Linked DNA regions of Homo sapiens: region 2 is linked to region 1. A link is an interaction called in ENCODE POLR2A ChIA-PET data of the cell type or tissue named here. Cell type or tissue: MCF 10A. All regions are shown on one strand. Links, peaks and the distances in the headings refer to the core of each region. The heading gives the core; the rest is flanking DNA.

What was found. Peaks named below come from ENCODE experiments on the same cell type or tissue, not always from the same donor. Only the 100,000 strongest peaks of a DNase experiment are listed, where the experiment ranks them.
Region 2: POLR2A ChIA-PET joins it to region 1 with 7 read pairs; 18 of 35 experiments call an interaction of 5 or more read pairs at or near these places.

The regions. Positions count from the first base shown.
Region 1 is chr16:568,563-574,407 of GRCh38, reverse strand. NHLRC4 (NHL repeat containing 4) reads right to left here. Exons shown (of 2, transcript NM_001301159.2): 2 at 4,913-5,845. PIGQ (phosphatidylinositol glycan anchor biosynthesis class Q) reads right to left here and starts at 4,440. Exons shown (of 11, transcript NM_004204.5): 1 at 4,312-4,440; 2 at 1-342. The coding sequence starts at 333. RefSeq lists an enhancer at 2,599-3,493 and silencers at 4,124-4,343, 4,414-4,573. In MCF 10A, for the core only: no CTCF peak of the experiment used is centred there; no DNase peak of the experiment used is centred there.
Region 2 is chr16:619,770-625,877 of GRCh38, reverse strand. RAB40C (RAB40C, member RAS oncogene family) reads right to left here. Exons shown (of 6, transcript NM_021168.5): 4 at 369-446. Among named protein-coding and RNA genes, the nearest start is that of WFIKKN1, 8.2 kb to the left of the region's middle. RefSeq lists an enhancer at 3,424-4,177. In MCF 10A, for the core only: no CTCF peak of the experiment used is centred there; a DNase peak (open chromatin) is centred at 3,507.

The sequences.
Region 1 (5,845 bases), core at 456-5,455:
GTGGGTGGCCTCGCAGCTCCAGAACGTGCCGCCTCTCTCCCGGCACAGCCGCAGCCAGGGCTCATGGGGGAAGACAGCACCCAGGCTCTCCAGGAAGCGGCCCAGGCTCTCCTCGGGCTCCTGCCGGCAGTGGCACCAGGTGCCCAGCACGGCCACGCCCACCTGGCTGGCCTGCCGCACCTGGGCCAGGAGCTGCTTGACCTGGATGGGGATGAAGGGAAAGTGCAGGACCGCCAGGACCACGGCGCTGCTCTGCTCCGGCACCCACCGTCCCACCAGCAGCCCGCTGTCCGTCGAGACGCAGCACGTGGGGAAGAAGGCCTTGAGCACCATGCCGGGAGGCTGGAAGAGAAGAGGAGAGGCTCGGCTCAGAGCTGCTGCTGCCCCCCCACCGTGGGCTGCGGGATGTTGCACAGACGGCCTGACAGGTGCAGCCACAGGGCCCCAGGTCGGGGCACCTCAGCTTCAAGTTCGGTGGTGGACGCCGTAGGGCTCCTTGGCTGCCGCCTCGCGTGGGCCATGCTTCTCCAAGGGGCAGCCAGAGTGCTGGCCCCAAGTCCACCCCAGGCCCAGCTCAGCCCCACCCGCACGAGGCAGGACGCACATGCAGCCACCAGGCCTGCCCTCCCATTTCCAGGCCGGCCCAGGGCACGGCCTCCTCGGCACCACCTGACGCGGCTGTGGGGCCGAACCGAACTCCAGGCTTCTTAGTTTTAAGAAACCTGATTAGAGAGGTGTGCTTAAAGGTGTAGCACGAGGAGAACTGTACAATCTCATTAGCAAGGTCACGCCAATTGAAACCTTGACAAACCATGATTCACGTATTAAGCAAGAATAAAGATGAAAATGTAAAATGATGTGCTGCTGGGCTGTGGAAACTACCTCGTGCGCACGGCGGGCAGCCCCCCAGAAGGTCCCTGCCTCCCACAAGCCCCTCCCTGGGGGCAGGAAGGACCTGCCTCGTTGCTCAGGGCACACAGGGCTTCGGCCTCCACTCTGACCCCCGCCCACGGTGGCACCCGGCAGTGCCTGGCCCTCCCTGACATCCCCACAGCCACCCCAGGGCAGGGCTCCCTCAGGGAGCATTTTCTCTCCAGGATATATTTCTCCAACGACATGGGTGCCTAGAAACGGGGAGAGAGAGGCTTACAGGTCCCGGAGGTGTGGAGAAACTGCATCCTGCACTCTCAGGCTGAGGGACACCAGCCTTCCAAGGTGGCTGTTGAGTAGGAAGCCACCTGAGCTACCGCGGTTCCCAGGCCCTGGGCCTCTCCTCCCCCTTTCTCACAGGCCCCTGCGGAGCCATGCAGCCAGCTGGGGCTCCTTCTCCACTGATGCCTTCCCTGGCGGGGCCCCACAGGGCAGGAGGACTCCCTAGCGGTGGGGGCACTACTGGCCGGCTGGCTGGGCCGCTCGCCTTCCTCAGACACAGAAAGCCCCATCTCGCCTGCACGAAGAGTGGAGCGGCCACCCTGAGCAGAGACCCCCCACGCTGGAGCCACACTCGAGGGAGGGACATAGCTTGGCCTGAGCCTGGGTCTGGAGGTCCCAGCGCCCACCACGCCCTTAGGGACGAGGGAACAGAGCGGGACGCCTGGAGGTCGCAGTGCCCACCACATCCTTAGGGACGAGGGAACAGAGCGGGACGCCTGGAGGTCCCAGTGCCCACCACATCCTTAGGGACGAGGGAACAGAGCGGGACGCCTGGAGGTCCCAGTGCCCACCACGCCCTTAGGGACGAGGGAACAGAGTGGGATGCCTGGAGGTCTCAGAGCCCACCACGCCCTTAGGGATGAGGGAACAGACCAGGATGCCTGGAGGTCTCAGAGCCCACCACATCCTTAGGGACGAGGGAACAGAGCAGGATGCACACGTCGGGGTGGTGTGACCTGTAAGTCCTCTCCCGAAGCTTGGAGGGGCTCTGGAAGAGGCCTCACACGGAAATGCCTGGGGCTTAAGAGGCCCCTGGTGCAGCTGCTCTCCTCCCCTGCAGGCAGCCCGCACTGGGGCTGGAGGATCCAGTCACTCAAGGCGGTGGGTTCTAGCTGAAAAGGGACCTTCTGGGTCAGGCTGCAGAACTCCTCAAATGCCCATTTCCTCAGTGGTCAGAGAGGGCAGGCGGCGGGTGGATGCCTGGAGGCCAGCTGACGTGAGGCACCAAGGACATCGTGAGAGGGACAAAGTGATTCTGCCTGCAAGGGGCCCAGCGTGTCTGGCTGTGTGACCACCATAGGGGACCACCCAGTACAGCCCACCTTTCACACCAGCTCAGCCCAGGGACCCATCACGCCCTGCTGGGGAAGAGCTTTCACAGGGACTAAGGAAAACTGCCCACAGATATCGTCGGAAAAGAAACACAATGGGTCTAACAGTAAACAGATGTTCTAGGGGGAGCTGGTTCTGCGGTGGGCTCACTTTGGGTAAATTCACCGAGCTACGTGCTCACGATCTGTGCGCTTTCTTTGTGTGTATTCTTTGTGCTTCATCTACAAAGTTTACCTTAAAAAAAAAAAGTGCCTTGTGTCTACCGAAGGAGATGGGAGGGCAGAAGCTACTCTTCTCTGTCGAGTAGTGAGAGAAAACTCAACGTACTGTGGGGCAAACGCCCATCACACTCCCACCTCAGCCTCTGGGACGGTCGGCGGCACAAAGAAGCCTGCACTAGCAGCTGCTGGGATCACACAGCCAGAGGAAGATGAAAGAGAAGCGATCGATAGCAGAGGAGGTATGGGACGGGAGAAAGCAACGTGAGCATCTTTAAAGACTGAGGAAACACACACACACACACACACACACGGGCGCCAGGCTAGCCACACACACACACACACACACACACGGGCACCAGGCTAGCCAGACACACACACACACAGGCGCCAGGCTAGCCAGACACACACACACACACACACACACACACACACAGGCTAACCAGACACACACAGGCTAGCCAGACACAAACACACACACACACACACAGGCTAACCAGACACACACAGGCTAGCCAGACACACACACACGGGCACCAGGCTAGCCACGGGTCCCAGGCTAGCCAGACACACACACACACACGGGCACCAGGCTAGCCATGGTTGCCAGGCTAGCCAGACACACACACACACACGGGCGCCAGGCTAGCCACACACACACACACAGGCTAGCCAGACACACACACACACACACAGGCTAACCAGACACACACAGGCTAGCCAGACACACACACACACACACACGGGCGCCAGGCTAGCCACGGGTGCCAGGCTAGCCAGACACACACACACACACACGGGCACCAGGCTAGCCAGACACACACACACACACACACACACACACACACACACACACACACACACACACACACACACACACACACACGGGCGCCAGGCTAGCCAGAAGAGCTTCCTCTGCTAAGAATGAGCCCGAGTGCTCTTGAGAAGCCATTCCCAGACCAGGCAGGTAGGGAGGTCGACCATATAAAGTAGTAAGACTAAGACTTCCCTCTCCTCCCCGTGAATGAGGGAATGGGGGCACCCCAGCCCAGTTAGGACGGGCCAGGGCCATCTCTGGCTGAGCCGCCCCTCCCTGCCACCGCTCCACAAGAGCTCTGGAGAATTTGCGTTTCCCAGCGCCTTGTTTGAAAAATAAACACCAACCTGGCGCGGTGGCTCACGCCTGTAATCCCAGCACTTTGGGAGGCCGAGGCGGGCGGATCACTTGAGGTCAGGAGCTTAAGACCAGCCTCGATGGGGGTGAAACCAAGTCTCTACTAAAAATACAGAAATTAGCCGGGCGTGGTGGTGGGCACCTGTAATCCCAGCTACTGGGGAGGCTGAGGCAGGAGAATCGCTGGAACCCGGGAGGCAGCGGTTGCAGTGACCCGAGATCGCGCCATTGCACTCCAGCCTGGGCGACAGAGCGAGACTCCCTCTCAAAATAAATAAATAATGAAAAACAAACACGAGTTCAGCCTGGGCAACATGGTGAGACCCCGTCTCAAAACAAACAAACAAACAAACTTGCTTGCCTTCCTCAAGCAGGGCCTTCCCCTCTCATTTGGGAAGAGCCTACGATTCCGTTTTTTGCCCTTTCCTGCAAACCGGGACAACTGCGAAGGGCCCACAGCCAGGCCCGGGCCGCCGACCGCCCTTGCACAGGGTCCACAGGGGCCCAGGTCGGCGCGGGCCCGGGGGCGGCCCCACTTCTGGGAGGAGAAAGCAGCGGCGCCGCGGGCGGGAGTGCGGAGCCCCCAGCCCAGGCCCGGAGCCGCAGGGGCGCTGCCCGAGGTCCCGCCGCGCGCCGCCCACCCCCCCTGCTCACCGGGTGCTTCCGGGGCCGCGCGCTCGGGCGGCGGGGTCCGGATGGGGTTGGGGACCCCGATGGGCGGGCCCGGGCAGACGACGGCGCTCGCTGCCTCCAGCCCCGCCGCGGGACCCGAGCCCCACTTCCGCCGGCTCCGCGCGTTGCCGCGCGACGGTCCGGCCCCCAAAGGCGCCCGGGCTGCCCGCCCGCCCGCCCGACCCGAGCGTTCCGCGGCGCAGCGTGCCCGCCCAGTCCCCAGGCCCGGACCTCCCGAGCCTGCCTCCGGGCCGCCAGCCCCGCGTCAGCTCGGTTTCCTCACCTGAGAAACTGACTGGACCTGGCCTTCGTGGAACCCGGACCCCGCCTGGCTCCCAGCCTCCCCAAGTGAACAGGTCCCCAGGCCCTGCGGGATTCCAGGAAGGCCCCAGCCCCAGCCCGGTCCCGCCCCCGTCACTCTGTTGTCTGCAGAGGGGCCGCCCCCAGATCCCCAAGGCCAGTGGTGCCGGGAATTTTGAGCCCTGGTAGGACCAGCCCAGAGGCTGCCGCCAGCGATCGTCAGGAGAGAACACACAGGCGTCCAGCCCCTCCCGATCCCAGGAACAAGACCCCAGCCCAGACCTCAGCGGCAACTCCGTTTATTGAGCACCTAACTACATTGCGCAGTTAGTCCCCCACCCACAGGACCCAGACATATGAGGGACCTCTCAGGGGGGATGTCCTGTGATACAGGGGAGCCCCACCTCCCCACCCCACAGGGGTAGAGCCAGACACCGTCCCCTCCCAGCTCCCTCCCCCATACAGGCCCTTCCCTGGACCCCAGACCCACGGAGTAACCCAGACGCCTCTCCTTTCACGCCTCATTTCCCCACTTGTAAAATGGGAGGAGAGGGTTAGACCCCTATTTTTTCTCAGTTTTCCAAAGCAGCAGGAGTCTCTCCTTGTAGGAAGCTCCCCCAGACCCTCCCAGCACGGCTGCACTGGGAGGACAAACAGCATGGAGCTGTTTGTCCCTGTCTGCAGAATGAAGGCCCAGACAGCTTTCATTCATGGGGACGCGGAAGAAAAGGCATCCAGGGTTCAGCCAGCCATGGGCCTCCAGACACTCCAGGGTTGCCTCCCCCTTACCTCTGCCAGGCCCAGAGAAGCTACTGGAGGCTCAGGACTCTAGGTCCCTCTGAGGTTGGGGACATTTAGGGGCCACACCCCTGCCCCAGGCCGCCCCGCCCAGCCCAGCCCAGCCACACCCTCCCTGCCTGTCTGCCCCCGATTAGGAGGCCTGGGCAGGGGCACCTGGTGGGAGAGTCTGCCTAGCTGTGTGCCGGCAGCTGGCCCAGGATCTCAAGGCTTCAGCTGCCAGCCCCAAAGTCCAGGCACAGGGCCTGAGGGGGTGTGGGGGGCATGAATGCAGGGGCCAGGGCACTGAATGGGGACAGCAGAGAGCAGCCCTGGCTGGGGAGGCTGCAGGCCTGGCAGGGGCAGCCTGGGAAGCAGACTCAGGGCTGCTCCTGAGATCCGGAGCCTCACCAGCAGGAGAACTCGAGCCAAGCCCAGG
Region 2 (6,108 bases), core at 552-5,551, 51 kb before region 1:
GACGCACAAACGCAGGGTGCCACCCACCCCTCAGCCGCAGCAGGGCCCGCCCTCATTGTCTGGACTATGATGGGGTGAGGGCCGTGGGAGGTCAAGGTGGGCGGAGGTCAAGGTGGGCAGACCCCAGGGCTCAGGCCCTACAGTGCAGCCCTTCCGGGTGGCCCCGTAGCTCCTGGTCTTGCTGGGCTCCACGCCCGACTGTCGTGTGCACAGTGACCAGCATGCCCAGGCGTAGGCCGTGGGACAGTGCAGGGTGCAGAGCCGGGGCCACAGGAGGGGCGGCAGGCGGGAATCCAGAGCCTACCCGGGGCCCAGGTACCTCCATCCAGCCTGCCTTCCCCGGGAGGGCTCCCCGGACCCAGGCCTACCTCATCGATCTCCTTGATCCAGCGGTCGATGCCGTCAAAGGACCAGCGGTTGGTGATGTCATACACCAAGAGGATCCCCTGCAACAGAGACTTGGGGGTCATCAGGGGTCACTGACACGCATGGCCAGCCCAGGCCCAGGGACGCTCAGGTGCAGGGGCCTCAGTTCCCGGGCAGGGCCAAGGATGCTTATTACTTGGCGGATGGGCAGATGAGCCATGCCCTCCAGGCAGAGCTGGTGCAGCCCTGCCCCTCACCCCTGCCCTCACCTGGCAGGACTGCAGCAGGGGGGTGGGCGCCTTCCATGGTGTCAGAAATGCCGCTTCCCCTCCCTCCCCTGGAGCCATCAGCCTGTGGAAGTTTCCTGGGCAGGCAGATGCGGGGTTCTGGCAGCCGGGGGACGTGCAGCTGTGGAAGCTAAGTGTCCTCTCGGCCAGTCCATCAGTGAATCCCCCCGGGAGTACCTGGGACAGAGCTGAGTGGGGGCATTTCTGAGTTTTCCAACCTAAAACTTGCAGAGCAGAATGCCAGTCCCTCCAGGACAGTTTCTGTGAAGCTCCCCCAGCCAGGCAGAGCAGGTTTTGCCACGGGGACTTTTTGCCACATCCCTTAGAGACCAATTACTTGGAGCTCAGCTCTGGGCTGTTTCCACCTGCCCTAAATATCTCGGCAGTGACAGTCATGGCTCTCCAGCAGCACAGGGGAGCACACTGCTCACACTCAGAGCCCTGTCGGGCGAAACGGTGACATCACAGGCCCATTCCCCTATGCCCGCCTCTCCCCAACGTCCACTCCCACCCTACAATTCTGCAACCAGATCCAGCCAATGAGCTGTGATCCACCCTACTCCTAGGCTGACAAAACCTTCACGTAATGGAAGAGCCTATCACACAAGAGGCTGAGGCTGAAAGAAGAGGGCACTGTCCATCTGAAAATTAGGGTTTTTAGAGCCTCTTAGAACCATCTTTCGATATCTGGAAGACTGAAGTGTAGCCCCAGGTCCTGTTTAGAACAAGGTTGACATTACTAAGCTCCCAGGGCGAAGGCCTTGCTCAGGATGGAGCGACAGCTCAGGAAGGACACCTCTCGCTGAGGGAGACCCTTCGAGGCCAGAGATGGCCAAGTCAGTCTGGTGGGCGATAAATGATAAGATTCAGAATAAACAAATGCACACCCAGGGGTTAACCCTGGAGGTTGGGGCACAGGGACTGGGGCTGGCTCATTTGCTGCTGGGGGAGGTGGAGAGACTGGGGAGTGGGCCACCAAAGCGTACAACACAGCCCACTCTCCCTAGTGGCAACCTCCCGCATGGCAACCTCCCGCATGGCAAGCCCACAACTCAGAAGTAACTGAGGATGTGTGTCACAGTGGCGCTGATAACAACGACAAGCCAGACACAAATTAAATGTCCAGCCTCAGGGGACAGCTGAGTAAGCGGCAGTGAAATGTACCGTGCAGATGCTGAAGACAGCAGCAGTGCATGTAAAAGCGTGCATGCTGGCCAAGGAGAGATGTGCAACCCAGGTGAGGTAAGAACGCAGGTCCCAGCACTGCGGATGGCATTTTCTTTTTTTTTGAAACAGGGTCTCACTCTGTCAGCCAGGCTGGGGTTCATGCAGTGGCACGATCATGGCTCACTGCAGCCTGATATTCTGAGCCTCAGCTTCCTGAGTGGCTGGGAATACAGGTGTGAACCACCACATCTGGCTAAGTTTTTTTAAACATTTTTTAGAGATGGGATCTTGCTATGTTGCCCAGGCTGGTCTTGAACCCCTGGCCTCAAGTGATCCTCCTGCCTCAACTTCCTAAAGTGCTGGGATCAGAGGTGTGAGCCACTGTGCCCAGCCCAGCATGATTTCTTTTTTTTTTTTTTTTGAGACGGAGTCTCACTCTGTCGCCCAGGCTGGAGTGCAGCCGCACGATCTCCGCTTCCGGGTTCACGCCATTCTCCTGCCTCAGTCTCCTGAGTAGCTGGGACTACAGGCGCCCGCCACCATGCCCGGCTAATTTTTTTGTATTTTTTTTTAGTAGAGACAGGGTTTCACCGTGTTAGCCAGGATGGTCTTGATCTCCTGACCTCCCGATCTGCCCACCTCGGCCTCCCAAAGTGCTGGGATGACAGGCGTGAGCCACCGCGCCCGGCCCAGCATGATTTTTAAAAAATAAAAGTATGAACACACAACACATTACACTGAAGAAGTTTATATGGACATAAAACAAATGCTAAAAGGCTGGAGAGGGGTAACTTTTGATGCTGACCTGTTTTCTGTGGCAAACACCCCTATTCGCATGACACTGAAAACTCTAGAAAGAGAGCAGAAGGCCCGCCTCCCGGCTGATGGGCTGCCTCAGGCTCCAAGTGTGCTGTGACGCGGGGGGCCCTGGCCACACCTCCCGGCTGCTGCCCTGAGCGGGCCCCCACTTCCTGGGATGGCCATGTCTGAGGAGTAGGGGTTACGGGCAGGGGCGATGGCACAGGAGGACCCGGAGGCTTGCTCCGGCGTGGGTCACAGTGAGGCCGCAGGGACCCAAATGACCACGGAGTGAGAAACCAAAAGGAGACTCTCGGTGACCAGCAGCCGCCTAACGAACGGCACCCTAAGCACCCTCAGCTGCGTGTCTCAAGGGGCAGAGCACGGGACAAACAGACTCTTCCACTGCCTTCTGTTTTCTAAAACTGATCTGATTTTTAAAAAACTAGCGACTTCGGCCAGGCGCCGTGGCTCACGCCTGCGATCCCAGCACTTTGGGAGGCCGAGGCAGGCGGATCACGAGGTCAAGAGATGGAGACCATCCTGGCCAACATGGTGAAACCCCGTCTCTACTAAAAATACAAAAATTAGCTGGACGCGGTGGTGCACACCTAGTTCTAGCTACTCGGGAGCCTGAGGCAGGAGAATGGCGTGAACCCGGGAGGCGGAGGTTGCAGTGAGCCGAGATCGCGCCACGGCACTCCAGCCTGGCGACAGAGCCAGACCGTGTCTCAAAAAACAAAACAAAAGAACGAGCGAGTGCTCTAGGGGATGAGTCAGGACGCGCGCTCGCCCTGCTCTAGGCCCCTCTAGGAGCCGCCCTGACAGTCAGTTTCCTCAGCGTCTACAGACGTGTCCACGGTGCCGCTCATGCCTCGCGGGCGGGGTCAAGGGGGTGGAGGCACTTGGCGCTGCTCCCACCCGCACGCCCTGAGCTCAGGCCCAGCACCCCCGCCTGCTCGTGAACTGGTACTGCGCCAGCTCTTGGGTAACGGTGGCAATATGCATCTGAGCACGTTTACACCTTTTTTTGATCAACTCGACCTACACGATAAATTCCCAGAAGTAGAACTGCTGGGCCTAAGAGTGGGTGTCCTTTTTGCTATCATTTTTTACTGAGCTGTAACTTACAAAGCACAAAATACAAAGATCCGAGGTTTGAACATTTTGATGAATTTTGACAAACACATGCCCCTTCCACCCATGTGGCTGAAGCTCCCAAGGTACAGCCAGCGAGAGTGAAGCCCTCCTCCTGCATCCCTGCACCCAGGCTCTGCCCAGGAGCAACTGACATGTAAAATGGGAGCTACTGCCAAGCCGCGCCCACTCACATCCACCCGCCCACCTGTGTGCCGACAAGCCAGCAGCACGTGTGCCTCCCGTACCACGCTCCACATAAACCCCCTCTCAGGGAAACAAATCCACACCTTTGTCCTGAAGCAGACATGGCACTTGGCCACAGCCTTCCTGGCACTAAGCCCGCTGACCCCAAATTCTCAGCTAAACAGGATGGCACATCCCGTCAGCCACACTGCAGTTACAAGGAGCCTACCCCACCCTCCACACACCAAGGGACCTGCACCTGGGTGACCCACTCATCCCACCAGCGGGTTGTGGCACCCGCTTCTGAGAGGGGCCGTCTCAGATCACAGCAACAGAATATGCAAACACGACCATGAAGTCTAGGGAGCCCGGCCTTCGGCGGCACGTGAAGGGCCTCGCGGGAAGAGCCGCGGGACTGCTGCTGTGTGACAGGTGACGGCAGCGGGGAGTGGCCGGTGGCCTTTGCTGGTGCCATCTGCAAGACCCAGGCCGCGGGGACCTTCCAGGCCTCTCCACTCTCTAACGGAGGGAGGCAGAGTGACAAATCCCGGCTGGGACAGACAGTCCTTGCTAGTCTGTGTCTCATCAGGGGCGGCGGGAGAAACCCTGCTGCAAACCTGGGCTCTGCACCTCGGCTGGATGCACCCGCACCTCACCGCTGCTCACCAGGCAGGAGAGACACAGGACAGGGCTGGGCTCCCGGGGTGGCCCAAATGCTCAGTCACGGCGGTCAGAGGCCCGCCTGGAGACTCAGGTGCTTCTCCCGGGGCAAGGAAGCACCTGGCACCCTCAACCCAGGACCAACATGTGCACCTGGGTCTGTAACCTGCTCCTCGCATGTGGAAAATGACAGCTCAGAATTTCCAGAGTTAACAAGACAAAACAAAGACATAACCAGTTGTGCCAGATGCTTTGGAAAGAACACGGAGATGATAACAGAGCTTGCTTTCCAGGACCTCAGCCTGGCAAATGCAGAGCTTATGAACTGCTTTTTTCTTTTTTAGTTCTCATGCAGCTGAACAGAAATCACGACTGTACTGGCCTCGTGTCCCACAGACCTCCCTGTGTGGGAGCTGGGATGCCTGCGGTGGAGCCCGTCGGGGGGGGTGGCTGGGATGCCCGCGGTGGAGCCCGTCGGCGGGGGGCTGGGATGCCCGCGGTGGAGCCCGTCGGCGGGGGGCTGGGATGCCCGCGGTGGAGCCCGTCGGCGGGGGGCTGGGATGCCCGCGGTGGAGCCCATCGGGGGGGGCTGGGATGCCCGCGGTGGAGCCCGTCGGGGGGGGGCTGGGATGCCCGCGGTGGAGCCCGTCGGGGGGGGCTGGGATGCCCGCAGTGGAGCCTGTCAGGTTCAGCCTCCCTGCTGCCTTTTCCAGTATCTCCCCAACAACCCTTTATTGTCATCCAACATAACTGCGCCCCATATTTTTTAATACCAAAATAGTATATGTTTATTGCAGAAAAATCACGAAATACTTAAAAGCAAAAGGAAGACAAGAAGGCATTTTTGTAGATGTAAATCACCCACACAGCTCCTCCTTTTTTTTTGAGATGGAGTTTCACTCGTCGCCCAGGTTGGCGTGCAATGGCACAATCTCGGCTCACTGCAACCTCCACCTCCTGGGTTCAAGCGATTCTCCTGCCTCAGCCTCCTAAGTAGCTGGGATTATAAGCGCCCGCCACCATGCTCGGCTAATTTTTGTATTTTTCGTAGAGATGGGGTTTCACCATGTTGGTCAGGTTGGTCTCCAACTCTTGACCTCGTGATCTGTCTGCCTTGGCCTCCCAAAGTGCTGGGATTACAGGCGTGAACCACCGCACCAGCCCCAACTCCTCTTTCAATAGCAGGCAGGGCCCATGGAATGCATCCTTGAGCCTGCCCGTCTTCCACCTGCCTGCTCCACGAATCACGGCCATGTTGCTCCAGTTCTCACAGGGATGGCACGGAGCCTGCAGGCCCTTCTGCTCCCATGAGGGAGCTGCCAACATCTCCGAGGGAACTCCCAGGACAGGGTGCGACCCAGCCCGCCCTGGCGTCCTTCCCACCCACCGCCAGCAGGTAGAAGACATCAGATCCAACACCGACTACACTTCAGTGTAGAAATGGAAGGAAATGAGCTTGCCATGGGACGAAGCTCCAGTGTCCATCCCCCTCGCACCTGGGCAGCTT